Linked DNA regions of Homo sapiens: region 2 is linked to region 1. Evidence: read pairs that join two places in POLR2A ChIA-PET (ENCODE). Cell type or tissue: GM12878. All regions are shown on one strand.

What was found. Peaks named below come from ENCODE experiments on the same cell type or tissue, not always from the same donor. Only the 100,000 strongest peaks of a DNase experiment are listed, where the experiment ranks them.
Region 2: POLR2A ChIA-PET joins it to region 1 with 10 read pairs; 2 of 35 experiments call an interaction of 5 or more read pairs at or near these places.

The regions. Positions count from the first base shown.
Region 1 is chr3:56,723,968-56,726,467 of GRCh38, forward strand. No RefSeq gene overlaps it. Among named protein-coding and RNA genes, the nearest start is that of TASOR, 42 kb to the left of the region's middle. In GM12878, no CTCF peak of the experiment used is centred here; DNase peaks (open chromatin) are centred at 1,137 and 1,484; H3K4me3 peaks cover 909 bases; H3K27ac peaks cover 1,715 bases.
Region 2 is chr3:56,834,022-56,836,521 of GRCh38, forward strand. It overlaps a transcript of ARHGEF3 not described here. Among named protein-coding and RNA genes, the nearest start is that of ARHGEF3, 33 kb to the left of the region's middle. In GM12878, no CTCF peak of the experiment used is centred here; no DNase peak of the experiment used is centred here.

The DNA.
Region 1 (2,500 bases):
AATAAAAAGTAAGAATAAAGAGATTAAGACTATTTGAAAATCAATCCAGAAGTTAAGGCATAAAATCCAGAAGGTTCATCTCTCTTTCTGGAATTCCTGAAAGAGAAAATAGAAAATTGTGGGAATGAAAATATGTAAGAAAAAAAAATACAAGAAAAAATTCCAAATTATCTGGATTGAAAAGTCTCTCCAGGTATATAGTACAACGAATGAAAAAGACCCAGGCCAAGGCCACACTTTTGAGAAATTTCACATGTACGGTTTATTTTTTTTTATTTTTTGAGACAGAGTCTCACTGTGTTACCCAGGCTGGAATGCAGTGGTGCAATCTGTGCTCACTGCAACCTCCACCTCCCAAGTTCAAGTGATTCTCGTGCCTCAGCCTCCTGAGTATCTGGGATTACAGGCGCCTGCCACCATGCCCAGCTAATTTTTCATATTTTTAATAGAGACGGGGTTTCACCATGTTGGCCAGACTGATCTTCAACTCCTGGTCTCAAGTGATCTGCCCTCTTCGGCCTCCCAAAGTGCTGGGATTACAGGCATAAGGCACCATGCCTGGGCAACATGTACAAATTTAAAAGTGATTATTAAATAACAATGAAAACTACTAGCTCTTAGTATCTTTTTAAAAAGTGATTTCACATACAGTCTCACATTTAAATGGGCTTGAAGGGTCCAGTGTCCCTGGCAACAGAGAATAAAACACTTGTAGGATGTCATTTTCAAACCTTTCACAGATGAGAGAGCACAGTTCATTAATACCTAGGTATGTTTGCATGTGGACAAGCTTTGGAATGCATGTCCAGTTTCCTAGGCTAAGTGATTAGCTCTTAAAGATACAGTGCATGACTTCTAATTCCTTGCTATTCCCTCACGTCAACTGAAAACTGCTTTGACTAGGTAGGTCTGTGCAGCTGACTGATATATGAACCAAGCCTGGAGAAAGGAGATATGATGTCATGAGCATTTTTTTTTCCAACTTGTTTCCCTCAATACCCTTCAGGTACAGTGAATACGGTCACCTTTTCTCACTGTGTGCTCATGCGGACAAGGTTTTAAATTTTGATGATTGTCAGATTTTTACTGGTAGGTTTGGGCTTGGGTAACCCTCTTCCCTTCCAATAGTGTAGTTCTAGAATTCTGTCAATAAACAAGCTAGTGTGAATTAATTGAATCAGCTGCATCAATAAGGGGGGGTATTCAGTGTCTTCTCTCCTCAATGCCAAGGGGAACCAGGTGAGTGAAACTGATTGGCCAGACAGTTTCTTTGCCAAATCTTTGAGAGTCCTCAGGCTTTGGGAGAATTAGTAAAAAACGGACATGGACAGAATGTAAATGGAAAGTTGAACAGGCTCTTCACCAAGATGGTGGGTTGCAGTTTCCTGCAGCCACACAGTCTTTGTTGAAACAGGGCTGTGGTTATGAAGAGTTGTGCATTCTTAGCTGCCGCAGACTGTGCTGGGAATGGAAACTAAAGCAGTCAGTGGCGGTGACCACAACCCAGAAGCTGAAACCATGCTCTAATTTTACAGAAAATTGCTAGTTCTGGCTCTGTTCATTGCTTATGAGTTTTCATTTAGACTGCAAGGATTACATCTAGTTGTATGTGAAATAACATCTTGAAAATTGACTGAAGAAAAACCATTTAGCCCTCACTCATTTGTACTAACCCACAAAATGTCAGTACAAACATCTTCTAATATACTGTAAGATACATCCTTTAGCATTGACAGTCAGTACAATTATAGGAGTGAAAAACAGAGGGAATAGCCAAAGCAGCAGTGAGAAAAGAGGACGGACAAAAAAGATGAGGAGGAGGAGGAAGAAAAAAATTAGGAGAAGCGACTTTGCATTTGGGAAAAAATTTGGACTTATATTTATTTATGTGAATATCTTGCCAAATTTGGGAATTAACAGTATGTTAAAGAAAATGGTGAGAGCTGGCCGGGCGTGGTGGCTCAGGCCTGTAATCCCAGCACTTTGGGAGGCCGAGGCAGGCAGATCACAAGGTCAGGAGATCGAGACCATCCTGGCTAACACGGTGAAACCCCGTCTCTACTAAAAATACAAAAAATTAGCCGGGCGTGGCAGCGTGCGCCTGTAGTCCCAGCTACCTGGGAGGCTGAGGCAGAAGGATGGCATGAACCCAGGAGGTGGAGCTTGCAGTGAGCTGAGATCGCACCACTGCACTCCAGCCTGGGTGACAGAGCGAGACTGTCTCAAAAAAAAAAAAAAAAAAAAAAGAAAAAGAAAAAAAAGAAAATGGTGAGAGCTTATTGTAAAGATAAGACTAACTACCAGCCTTATTGGGCCAATGTGCTATTGAGAATTGGCTACTAACAGCTTAAAAATGTTTAGCCTTTTCATCTAAAAAACCTCACTCATTGTGGGACAGAGTACTAATCTTTTTTTTCTTTTTTGAGATAGGTTCTCACTCTGTCACCCAGGCTGGAGTGCAATGGTGTGATCACAGCTCACTGCAACCTCTGCCTCCTAG
Region 2 (2,500 bases), 110 kb after region 1:
GTCTCCTGAGTAGCTGAGACTACAGGTGTGTGCCACCACACCCGGCTAATTTTTGTATTTTTTAGTAGAGACGGGGTTTCACCATATTGGCCAGGCTGGTTCCGAACTCCTGACCTTGTGGTCTGCCCGCCTCAGCCTCCCAAAATTCTCGGATTACAAGCGTAAGCCACCACGCCTGGCCTGTGAATGTATTAAATGCCCCAGAGCTATACACATTAAAATAGTTAATGTTACGTGAATTTTACCTTAATTAAATAAAAAGAGAGCTACTACATGGAAAATGTTTCACATTGGCACTAGGTATGAAGTAGAAAGCAGGTATCATTATTGTAAAAGATGAGGTTCATAGTAAGAAAAACTAGAAGCATACTATATATCTAATAACGGTGGGTTAATTTAATAACGCTATATCCCAGTTAAACAATCTGATACTATGTATGTATTCAGAATAATAAGGTCGTGGTCGGGCCTGATGGCTCACACCTATAATCCCAGCACTTTGGGAGGCCGAGGTGGGTGGATCACCTGAGATCGGGAGTTTGAGACCATCAAACTTTGTGAAACCCTGTCTCTACTAAAAATATGAAAATTAGCCAGGTGTGGTGGCACATGCCTGTAATCCCAGCTTCTCCTGAGGCAGGAGAGCTGCTTGAACCCGGGAAGCGGTGAGCTGAGATTGTGCCATTGCACTCCAGCCTGGGTGACAGAGTGAGACTCTGACTTACAAAAAAAAAAAAAAAAAAAGAATAACAATATCCAGGTATAAATATGAACAGGAACAATGCTGATGTGTACCAAAATAAGACAAGCAAGACACAAAGCAGTATCTGTGCATCATGTGATCCTATTTGTGTGTCCATGTAAACATACATTTGGCAGGGCTATACTCCAAAATATAAAGAGTAGCAAAATGATGATTTAATAGTCTTTCTTTAATTTACCTTTATTTTATAATTTTCTACAACATCCACATACTGCTAGTATAATAAAGAAGTAAAAGTTTGAAACATGTCAAAATAAATGCATTCTGGTACTTTTTACTTAAAGATGAATTGTGATGAATTATTACCTAAAAGTATTCTAAATATAAATTCTCTAAATTATCTTGTTTTGTGTGTTCATAATTTTAACATTAGGCTTTTTTTGTTTTGTTTTGTTTTGTTGGTTTTTTGAGATGAAGTCTTGCTCTTGTCCCCCAGGCTGGAGTGCAATGGTGTGATCTCGGCTCACTGCAACCTCTGTCTCCTGGGTTCAAGCGATTTTCCTGCCTCAGCCTCCTGAGTAGCTGGGATTACAGGCACGTACCACCATGCCCGGCTAATTTTTGTATTTTTAGTAGAGATGGGGTTTCACCATGTTGGCCAAGCTGGTCTCGAACTCCTGACTTCAGGTGATCCACCCGCCTCGGCCTCCCAAAGTGCTGGGATTACAGGTGTGAGCCACCATGCCCAGCCTAACATTAGGCTTTTTAAAAGCACGTGTACACCCCTATTTCACGCATTAAAATTAAATAATTATAAGACATGCTAAATAATATGCTGAATTAATGCTAAATAACAGCATTAATTCAGAGTATGATTTAATTGTTTAATTAATTGCTATCTCCACTTCCAAAGGTCTAAGCCACGTGGAAGGACTGAATGGCCTCCTCAGAGTAACTATTTAGCTTTAGCAGAAAGACTTAAAATGCACCACCTCTCTCCCCCTTTTCATACGACACAGAACATGACCCATAAAGTCCAACACACCCCAGGCCGGATAGCTAAAATGGGCCTGATAAATAAAGGGCCCTGTGGCTGAGTCACCCATGGTTCACCCCTGACCTCTGGGGAAAAAAGAATACAAAAATTGAATCATGCACCTCCACACAGACTTCCCGTGGAAAAAGGATTTCTCAGAGAGTCAAGAAATGACTTAAGTCTTTGTTTCCTCAGTTTCCCAAAAGGGAGAAAAATCATGTCTCTTAGAAAAACTGTTGGTGTTTAGCATGAGTATTTCTGTGGTAAAAATGACCTTCGTGACACAATTCAGCAGGCCAAGGTATCCCGTTCACATCTGATTAATGCAAGCTGCCTTATCACTCCTGGTCTTTCCTTATCCTTCAGAGATAGCTCCAAATGAGGCTGAGTTACCAATTTTTGGAAAAAACAGACTGAAAAACAGATGTGTATTTTCGATCAATAGTTCATGAAAAACTCCTAATGAATAAAGTTCATCTCTTTCCTTTAGGGAAGAAAGCCAGCATTAGCATAAGTGTTTCAGGATTTCTTCATACTTTCTTTGTGCACAGAAATGCTCTACTAACTTCAATCTATTATTATTCTTTGGGAAATGGGATATAGTTGGGGAAACAATTTAAATTAAAAATTAGTTCTGAAACATTACAAATCTCACCATGAGATTAATTAGTTGCCTCATTCACTCATTCAGAATGTATTTTTTCAGTGACTCATTCACTCACACACCCACAGAGTCCCTACAATCATGTTTGGGATGCCAA